Regions from separate parts of the Homo sapiens genome. Here region 2 is linked to region 1. Evidence: read pairs that join two places in POLR2A ChIA-PET (ENCODE). Cell type or tissue: MCF 10A. All regions are shown on one strand. Links, peaks and the distances in the headings refer to the core of each region. The heading gives the core; the rest is flanking DNA. Region 1 has its middle 140 kb from the start of TFAP2C. Region 2 has its middle 20 kb from the start of TFAP2C.

Region 1 (5,372 bases), core at 164-5,163:
AAACTTCTTGAGTTTATCCTACCGCAGTGACAGGAGGGTGTTTGTGCATCATGAAACAGGAAGGAGATTGTGGGTAAGAGAGAAAGGGCCACTCCTACTGTCTGGTATGAGATTAATTCCAAGGTAACCACTCACCCTTTAGTAAGAGTGAGAGGAACAACTCTATTGAAAAAGGAGTTTTCCCCACTCTCTACCGTTTCACCCCCAATGCCAACCCCATGAGTCTTCCCTGTCTCCTGAGGTGAGAAAGAGCAGCTGAGAGCCGCACACACTATTTTTAGAAAGAAAACCATACAGAGGGTGCTGTGTTGGAGAAACGCTTTGGGTGCATGAGGTTGGGGAGAAGGACCTGAGAATGTGGGGAAGGGGCGGGGCAGGAAAGTGACTGAGGATAGGACAGTTCTATGCCTCTGTTTGGGAGCTGGGGGCCTCTGAGGGGTCCCCCCTCCATCAGCATCTTGACCCCAGGTTCTGGAGAGTGCCAAGGCTTTGGGCACCAGATGGAAGTTGCTGATGGTTCTGACGAAAGCCAATGGTTTCTTTGCAAAGAGAACTTTTCTTCATAAAAATAGAATTTGCTGGTTTTACTAGTTAGAAAAGACAAACATGGGTGGACAGAGGGGAGGGTTGAGCCTTTCCATTGTGAGCTAACATAAATGGAAACCTATGCTTTTAGCACCTCCAACAATGATGCTGAGAAGAAAAATAGGGAAGAAGGAAGGAAAAGGGGAGGGAGAGAGGGAGGGAAGGGGGGAGGGAAGGGGGGAGGGAAGGGGGAGGAAGACAAAGAAAGGAGGAGTAGAAAAGACCAAAACATAGGCTGGGCGTGGTGGCTCACGCCTGTAATCCCAGCACTTTGGGAGGCCGAGGCGGGTAGATCACGAAGTCAGGAGATCGAGGCCATCCTGGCTAACACGGTGAAACCCTGTCTCTACTAAGAATATAAAAAAAATTAGCCGGGCATGGTGGTGGGCGCCTGTAGTCCCAGCTACTTGGGAGGCTGAGGCAGGAGAATGGTGTGAACCTAGGAGGCGGAGCTTGCAGTGAGCCGAGATCTCGCCACTGCACTCCAGCTTGAGAACAGAGAGAGACTCCGTATCAAAAGAAAAAAGAAAAAAAAAAGACCAAAAGATAAAGAAACAATGATCATTTTATTTATTATGATTATGATTATAAGACAGGGTCTTGTTCTGTTGCCTAGGCTGGGGTGCAGTGTTGTGATCATTGCTCACTGCAACCTCCATCTCATAGGCTCAAGCAATCTTCCTACTTCAGCGTCCTGAGTAGCTGAGACTACCGATGCACAAACCATGCCCAGATAATTTTTTACTTTTTTGTAGAGACAGGGTCTTACCATGTTGCCCAGGCTAGCCTTGAACGCCTGGCCTCAAGCAATCCTCCCACCTCAGCCTTCCAAAGTGCTGGGATTACAGGAGTGAGCCACCAGGCCCGGCCTGCGCCCAATTATTAACATGATCTTCTGTGCAAGGAAAAAAAAAAAAAGCCATCAAGTTTTTTTAACTCTTGAATATCAAACTTCTTCAAGTATCGTAATAAAAGTAAATAATAATAATAATTAAAAGAAAAACAATGAAAGAGAAAAGGGAAGGAAGAGAAAAGAACAGTGTGTCTGAGCATCACTGGAAGGAGATGCCGTGGATGCGGAATCCCTTCCAGGCCACGGAAAGCAGCAGGCTGAGCAGCTCAGGTCGGGGAGCGCATGCAAAGGCCCAGGGGTGGCAGAGAATGTGGTGTGTTTAAGGAACAGAGAGAAGCATGGCTCAGCCTGGTGGGTGGGGGAGAGTGGGACCAGACGGGCTTGGAATGGGCTGGATCTGGGACCAGGCAGGAAGATGAGGCAGGCAAAGTAGAGAATGGCAGACCCAGAGCGCGTCTGCCTCCTGGAGGCTGGCGGCTGCTCCTCAGCATGAACCAGTGCAGCTACGGGGCGTGTGGGCTCCGCGTGGTCAGATTTTCTACTTCATGACTGGGGCGGGGTGGGTGGGGGGCGGTGGTGGTGGAATCCCAATTGCTGCATGAAGTCTCATGTCTTTTAGACGCTGGCTTCACGTAGAAAGATGAAGATAGACTTTGCAGACTGAACGGGGACTGTGGGCTAGAATCAACTCAGGGGACATCAGTTGCAATGCTGAGACTTGCTCCAGGCCTCTGATCGAAGTGGACCACGGACTTGGTCATTATGGGATGGTTCTGGAGCTCACCAATGATCATCTTTCCGTCCATCCCCACCAGAGCTGGGCCAAGTCTTAGGAACAATCCTTTGCTTCTTGGTTTGTGAAGCTGGCCCAGGGACTTAATCCAAACAAGGGCACAGCCAGAAGGAAAAGGGCGTGTCTTCCTGAAAAAGACTTGAATAAAGGGATCCTATTCAAGGCCGGAAAAGGCCAGTGTTGAAGCGCGTGGCAGCCTGTCCAGGCAGGTCTGAGTGCGCAGTGACCTCTTACAGGAGGGGGCTGTGCTGCTTGAAAGTTCACCGCTCCTGCCCAGGAAGGAATCTCTTCAAGCAAAACCTGACACATTTGGTTGCAGTCTCTGCTTGGATGCTGCACAAATTGGTTACCCTTCCTTCGGGTATTATGAGAAGGGCCCTCCTGGGTACATCTGGTTCATCCCCTGCCTCCAGCATGGAGAGCTGAAACTCGGTCCAGAAGAAGAGGCTGCAACAGATGTATTGAAAAGCGTGCTCATTCATTTTCACTTAAGAAATGATTGATGTCTGACTGAGCTGCAGAAAGAATGGGAGGATTAGGCAAGACTTTTTGTTGTAAGGCTCAGGAAGTACACTCAAACTGGGTTGAACAAACAAAATAAGAACGGATTGGCTCATGTCACTGGAAAGTCAGTCCATGGGTACTAAAGTCCCTTGACTCTGATTTTTATGAAGACAGCTTCCTTCCCAGTCACCCGCAACTCTACACTCAGTTTCTAGCCAAGTAAACTCAGCAGACAGAGTATCCAGCCAAAAATCCCAGGGCTGACTCTTAGTGGTCCAGCTTGGTCATGTGCCCATTGGTGAACCAATCACTGTGACTCTGACTGTTTTGCCCTAATTCAAGATTCTGCCCCAAGCCAGGGGAGAGGGTCAAACCCTGTAGGACCACATGGACCAAAAGTAAGGGACGAATGGTTTCTCCAGAGCAAGTCAAACACCATTATTAGAAGCAGCAGGAATGGCTGTTGTCATGGCCACACAACTGGTAAAAAGCAGATTCCCTTGCTGTTGTTGTTTTTGAGGCAGGGTCTTGCTCTGTCTCCCAGGCTGGAGTGCAGTGGTGCAATCTCAGCTCACTGCAATCCACCTCACGGGTTCAAGTGATTCTTGTGCCTCAGCCTCCCAAGTAGCTGGGATTAGAGGCATGTGCCACCACGCCCGGCTAATTTTTTTTTTTTTTTTTTTTTTTTTTTTGGTAGAGACAGAGTTTCACCATGTTGGCCAGGCTGCGTATCCTGGTTTTGAGCCTAGGTCTGAATGAGAATAGACTCATGTTTTTAATTTGGGAGTTCGAGAATGGGTGGATCTAGGGATTTAAACAACATCCACGTGACCTGGCCTGCCTTTCTCTCTCTCTCTCCCCTGCCTCCCCATTACTCCTCTCTGCTTTCTACTGGTTGGTTACTTCCTCAGGCACTTTTTTTCCCCCTCTGTGGCAGCCACGAGCAGTTCAGGATTTATGACTACCAGTTTAGCAACCTCAGTGGAAAGAAATTTGTCGTTTCCAAAATAGCAAAAAAACAACAAAACAAAACAAAAAATAACCCAGGGCTGATTCTCATTGGGCTGACTTTGGCCACATGTCCATCCCTGAACCAATCACTGTGACCTGTGGTGGAATACACTGACTGGCTGTGCTTATGCCATGTGCCAGCCCTGGAGCAGGGACTTAATTCCTACCCGAATAGATGCACAGGAGGATGAGGATGGAGTGGCTTCCCTAAGGCAGATTGAGATGCTGTTCCGAGAGGAGGGAGATGCAGACCATCTGAAATTACAGACATCCTCTTTGGAGAGGGGTGAGCACGCACTGGTGGGGCCCCAGCCCTTCAGAGCACTGGAACGCCATGCTTGGCAGCCGGGCTTGGTTGGCAGAGCTGCAGCTCGGGAGTCAGGACCTTAGACTGTCAACCACAGAGATTTATCCAGTGCCTGTTACGGGCCTTATGCAGGAAATTCCGTAACCCCAAAGTCTTCTGGATGTTTAATTTGGCAGAACTGGAGTTTCCAGGAGCAAGTGTGTTTGACAGAGAATGGGGACCGTCCCTCAGGAGACACTGGTACCCGGCATGGCAGGAAAAGAGTTTTACAGCTCTGCTGTGTTTCATAAGGTTTAAGAAGAGTAACGCATTAGCCGGGTGTGGTGGAGTACGCCTGTAGTCCCAGCTACTCGGGAGGCAGAAGAATTGCTTGAACCCAGGAGGCGGAGGTGTAGTGAGCTGAGATTGTGCCACTGCATTCCAGTCTGGGTGACAGAGCGAGACTCCGTCTCAAAAACAAACAAAAAACAACAACAACAACAACAAAAAAGAGTATTTCTTGCTGGGTGCAGTGGCTCACGCTTATAGTCCCAGCACTTTGGGAGGCCGAGGCAGGTGGATCACTTGAGGTCGGGAGTTGGAGACCAGCCTGGCTGACATGGTGAAACCTCGTCTCTACTAAAAATACAAAAATTAGCTGGGCGTGGTGGTGGGCACCTGTAAGCTACTCAGGAGGCTGAGGTAGGAGAATCACTTAAACCTGGGAGGTGGAGGTGGCAGTGAGCCGAGATCGCACCACAGCACTCCAGCCTGGGTGATAGAATGAGACTCCATCTCAAAAAAAAAAAAAAAGAAAAAGAAAACAAAAGTAATACTTTCTATTTGCACATCACTTGGTGTTTTTAAAAGCTGTTGAAATTTGGGAACTCAGAGGAGCCTCATAACAGTCTGTGGGTACCAGAGCCTGGAAGATCAGCCCCATTTACAGAGGGGGACACTGAGAGGGTATGTGATGAGGTGCAGGTTATTGGGAGACCTAGGCTGGGAACCTGCTCACCTGCCCCTTAGCGGCACCCACTTTTCCTATCTAACCTCAGCATGAGCCCTGGACGCAGAGAGCCTGAGTGAACTGCCAGTGCAAGCTCCTCCTTAGCTGTGTGATATTGGGCTCTCTGCCTTGGTTGCCTATTCTGTGAAATGAGTCAACGGGGGCACCTACATAGTGGGATTGTGGTAGAGGTTAAATGAGTTATTATGTGGAAAACCTTAGTTTCATGCTTGGAATATGGCAAATACCATTAATCTTAATAATGCATCAGGTAGAAATTAGAGTCAATTACTTCTAGGGTTTATTTTCTCAGACGATGCCAGAGATGGGC
Region 2 (5,372 bases), core at 218-5,217, 160 kb before region 1:
ATGAGGCTACAATTCTTTCACTGAAAATAAATTGCACCCTATCCTGGGTGCTGCTCCAACCTCACCTCAGGGCTGGGAGCCTGGTGCTGCCACACCCTTGCCCTGAGCAGAAGAATCCGGAAGAAGCCTTTGGCCAGAGCCGCAGGTGAGTCATTTGAGGACTCTATGCCCTTGTGGCCATCCTTCGGTCACCTGTCTGGAATTTTATTTTTTTTAGCCCCCGGGCTCTGCACCAAAGAGCTGGCTTTTTTTGTTGTTGTTCCAGCTATACCTAAAAGGGACCAGCCTCATTCATATAAAGATCTCAGATCTCTCAAAAGGCATCTACAAATTAAGAGTAATTCTGCTCAAAATTAAAGGAAAAACATTTTTTTGGCGGAGGAGGGAATTGTGTAGAGTTGAAGAAATCCAAGAGATTGTAAAGTTCTTGTGGAGGGTGGAGTCAGTGAGAGGAGGCAGAGAAACAAGGCGAAGGCCTTTGCGCTCCATCTGGTATCTGTGTCCAATAGATGGTTTCACCCACAGCATGGCAGAGTCCAGCAAGGATCCAAGAATATGCAGGAATCAGGGAAATGATGAAGACAGCACTTTAAATGGGAGGGATTTTTAAGTAAATGCTATTAGGCCAATCAACTGGAAGTCTATTCATTTGCAAACAGTAACATGAGGCTTCCTCCTCAAACCCCAAACACATATACACGCACATTCCACAGTTCCACACGGGCTCAAGACCCAAACCAAAAAAACAAATTCTATGAGAATGCTTGATACAAGACTAATAAAAAGAAGACTGGGCCAGGTGCGGTGGTGGCTCATGCCCATAATACCAACACCTTGGGAGGCCTAGGCAGGAGGATCACTTAAGGCCAGGAGTTTGAGACCAGCCTGGGCAGCACGGTGAGACCCCCGTCACTACAAAAAATACAAAAATTAGCTGGGTGTGCTCGCATGCTCCTGTGGTCCCAGCTACTCACCGGGCTGAGGTGGGAGGATCGCTTGAGCCCAGGAAATGGAGGCTGCAGTGAGCCCCGATTGAGTGATTGAACCTGGGTGACAGAGCATGACCCCGTCTCAAAAAAGAAAAAAAAAAAGAAACTACACTTTCAGGGATAATTTCTATAGTTGGTTACTAGAGAAGTTTCTTTAAATATGTAGAGCACCATTTAAACAGAATAATAAAAAGGCTGTGAGCAGTGGCTCATGCCTGTAATCCCAGCACTTTGGGAGGCCGAGGTGGGCAAATCGCTTGAGGCCAGGAGTTCGAGACCAGCCTGGCCAACATGGCAAAACCCCATCTCTATGAAAAATCCAAAAATTAAGCCGGGTGTGGTAGCTCATGCCTGTAATCTCAGCACTTTGGGAGGCCAAGGCAGACAGATCACCTGAGGTTGGGAGTTCAAGACCAGCCTGGCCAAAATGGTGAAACCTCGTCTCTACTAAAAATACAAAAATTAGCCAGGTGTGGTGGTGCATGTCTGTAATCACAGCTACTCAGGAGGCTGAGGCAGGAGAATTGCTTGAACCTGGGACGCGGAGGTTGCAGTGAGCTGAGATTGTGCCACTGCACTCCAGCCTGGGTGACAGAGCAAGACTCTGTCTCAAAAAAAAAAAAAAAAAAAAAGAGAAAGAAAAATACAAAAATTAGCCGGACTTGGTGGTCCACACCTGTAATCTCAGCTGCTCGGAGGCTGAAGCGGGAGAATCACTTGGACCAGACCCTGGAGACAGAGGTTGCAGCGAGCAGAGATTGCATCACTGCACTCTAGCCTGGGCAACAGAGTGAGACTCCATTTTAAAATAATAAGAAGAAGAAGAAGAAGAAAAAGAGAAAGAACACTAAAAAGATAGTGCAATGGTAACATGAGCAAAGAGCTTAAACAGGTAGTTCACTGAAGAAGGAATACAAGTAAATACAGTAAATACCAGAAGAGTTGTCATCACCATACCATTTCTACCATCAGGGCGCACAGATACTAAAATGACAAACAAACAGAAAATGAGACATAGCTGGAGATACCGTCGAAGAAGGGCCAAGAATGTTGCTTGGCAAATTCATGTAAAAGAGCAGTAAGATCTTCTTTAAAAAAGCTGTGTGCAGAAATATGTACTTAAATACAGTATATAGAAAAAGGACTCAATGGCTACAGACTTCTTAATCCTGGTTATTTCTGTGGAGAAGCTAGGGAGTTCCTACTTGTTATAGTGTACCAAGTGGAACATCCATTGCAGGTGAACTTACCAGGACACAGGCTCTCTTCTTCGCTGTCGGCAGGGGTCTAATTCAATTGATGGGAGCATTTGAGAACCTAAATGTAGCATTAGCTAAAAACTCTTGGACACTACACCCTCCCTTCTTGCATTTACCCTATAGCATGTACCTGTATGATTCTGTAAGTCCTATAGATACTATGGGGGATGGATCCATTACATTCTGTAGCATTGAACTTCCCAAATGCTCACAGCCCTTAGGTCCTAAACAGCCTGTGGGGTGGCTTTTGCTTGGGCCACAGGCTATATTAAAATATATTGCAATCAAGCAGGGGAATAGTTTAATCTTAAAGCAAGTGGTTTAGCACCTGGTGTGAGAATCTCGCTTGAGCCGCCTGCCTGGCCCTAAAGGGGACATCTCTAAACATCTGCCTCTGGGGTTCTGAAGTGTGCAGTGGGGAGTCACCTTCACAGAGAGGACTTGCTGTGACCTGTAAGACACCATGCCTCTTCTCTTTCCTTCCGAGTGCTGCCTGACAGTGTCCTAAGTATTTGTTTGTGGTGGTTTATCCTCCCCAATCATGGTAAGCTTTGTGAGATCAGGGGCTTTGTTGCTTTTGTTCCCCGGGGTCCCCAAGCCAGGCCTGGCATCTGGGAGGTGCTCAGAGTGTATCTGTTACAGGAACAAGAAAGTCTTATCCACCGCCCATGCAGCTTAAGTAAAGCATTGTATTTACTAAACACTCGCTGTGGTCCAAATGCTTTGTTGAGCAAGGTAGATAAGAGGATGGATGTTTGTGGACTGAAAGAACCAGCTCCTGACCCCACCCTTAGTGCTCCAATTCTGGCTGAGCTCTGGGTGCCCCAGGGCCTTGCTATCCCTTCCCCTCCCCCTGCTTCCTCTAAGAATCTTCTCCATCCTTCAAGACCCTCAGGATTGCTGCGAAGCTCTCTCACCCCTGGACTGGACCAGACCACCCGTAGCCTCCCATAGCACCCTCCTGTATCACCTCTGTAAATGCTGGGCTGGTTATGGAACTGTCCACCAAGTGCGAAGGTTTATCTCCCACTGCTGATGGGAAGCCCCCTGAAGATGGGGATTTTTGGCCTCTTTTTTTTTTTTTTCTTTGAGACAGGGTCTCGCTGTCGCCCAGGCTGGGGTGCAGCTGCACAATCATGGCTCACCACAGCCTTGACCTCTCAGGCTCAAGTAATTCTCCCACCTCGGCCTCCTGGGTAGCTGGGAGCACAGGCGCGTGCCACCATGCCTAGCTAATGTTTCTATTATTTGTAAAGACTGAGTCTTCTTATGTTGCCCAGGCTGCTCTGGAACTCCTGGGCTCAAGCGATCCTCCCTCCTCAGCCTCCCAAATTGTTGGGATTACAGGCGTGAGCCATCACGCTAGCCAGATTTTGGCCTCTTTGGTTGAGTGTCAGCTCCCCAGCACAGGGCCTGGGAATCTGTGGAATGAATGCACGAGTAGTACCAGACTGACAACTGGGGCAGAGGTGGGGAATCCCAGCATGGAGGGACCTGGGCAGACCTGGGTGGCCAGTCTGAAAGGTGATGCATGTGATTCAACACCTGGCCCGAGAGGGGACCACTTAGGCCTTCCCGGGTGCTCATGCCACAGACACATGCAGACCCTGGGCACAGCCTGAATGAGGCCTTTGTTAGGATGAAGGGTTTGGCTTTCCAAGCCCCCCAAGCGCTCTGCAGACATTACTTTTCACTTATCTCTCCCCCATATCCCAAGAGGTTGAGACTATCATTTTCATTTTTTTTTTTTTTTTTTTTTTGAGACAGAGTCTTGCTCTGTCACCCAGGCTGAAGTGCAGTGGCTCGATTTCGGCTCACTGCAACCTCCGCCTCTTGGGTTCAAGCGATTCTCCTGCCTCAGCCTCCCAAGTAGTTGGAATTGCAGGCGGGTGTCACCCTGTCCCGCTAATTTTTGTTATTTTTTTTTTAGTAGAGATGGGGTTTCACCATGTTGGCCAGGCTGGTCTTGAACTCTTGGCCTCAAGTGATCCACCCACCTCAGCCTCCCAAAGTGCTGGGATTACAGGTATGAGCCACCACGCCCGGCTATCATTTTTATTTTAAAAGTGTGGAAACTGAGGCACGGAGAGGTTAGGTCGCTTCCAGTGAGGGATGAAGGTGGGTTGAACCTGGAGCCCTGGGACCCCAGGTCAGTGCAGCCTCACATGGAGCCAGCTGCCTCGGTCCTGGTTGCACTTGAGGCCTTGCTGGCTCTGACACTGACAAAGTTTGAAAGTTCCCTCCTAACCTCCCTGAGCCTCAGTTTCTTCGTCTGTAAATAGAAATATGCAAAGGACCCATTTCACAGGGCATCGTGAAGCTCAGATGACCTCGTGCACAGGGCCCAGGTCAGGTGGGGTTCCTGCTGTGCGGGGCTGGCCATTCGCATCCCTGACCTCCTGGCGGTGCCTGTTCCATGCCCAGCGAGCCCCAGAGGAACAAATCTTTCACTAATGCTCATTACGGGTTAAGCTGAACCCCACCTTTCACATGCAAGAGGCCTTCCCTTTCCTGTGGGAGGCAGGAGGGCATCCTGATTAGCACCAAGCTCTGGACCCAAGGTTTGAGGTTTGGCTCTGGGGCCTTGGACAGTCTTCCAACTTCCCTGTGGGTGAAATAGTCAAAACCCATGTTTCCATCTCAGGGATGTGAGGAGGATCTTATCTAGATCAATGCCCAGAAATCATAATGCACTGTGCCTGGCACAGAGTCGGTGCCCAGGCAGGGTCTCAGCCTCATTATCGATGCCACTCAGCCCTCCTGCCCTCCTCTGTGGCCTGGCTTAAAGTCTTCCTGGTGGAATTAGGCGCCCAAGCTCAGAAGTTTCACCTGTTCCACCAAGGACTCCAGAGATCTTCATAGGGATCCCCCAAGTCTTCGCTTGGACATTATGATGTTTCACCTTAGGTGTCAAGATGAAGGCACACGTGGTGCCCAGACATTAGTCAAACATTATTCTGGTCCAGGCATGGTGGCTCACACCTATAAACCCAACACTTAATCTGTGCATTTTATTTTATTTTATTTTATTTTATTTATTTTATTGTTTGAGATGGAGTCTTGCTCTGTCACCCAGGCTGGAGTGCAATGGTGCGATCTTGACTCACTGCAACCTCCGCCTCCC

What was found. Peaks named below come from ENCODE experiments on the same cell type or tissue, not always from the same donor. Only the 100,000 strongest peaks of a DNase experiment are listed, where the experiment ranks them.
Region 2: POLR2A ChIA-PET joins it to region 1 with 5 read pairs; 4 of 35 experiments call an interaction of 5 or more read pairs at or near these places.

Annotation. Positions count from the first base shown.
Region 1 is chr20:56,762,966-56,768,337 of GRCh38, forward strand. No RefSeq gene overlaps it. Among named protein-coding and RNA genes, the nearest start is that of TFAP2C, 140 kb to the left of the region's middle. In MCF 10A, for the core only: no CTCF peak of the experiment used is centred there; DNase peaks (open chromatin) are centred at 2,406 and 2,816.
Region 2 is chr20:56,606,586-56,611,957 of GRCh38, forward strand. No RefSeq gene overlaps it. Among named protein-coding and RNA genes, the nearest start is that of TFAP2C, 20 kb to the right of the region's middle. RefSeq lists an enhancer at 1-889. In MCF 10A, for the core only: no CTCF peak of the experiment used is centred there; no DNase peak of the experiment used is centred there.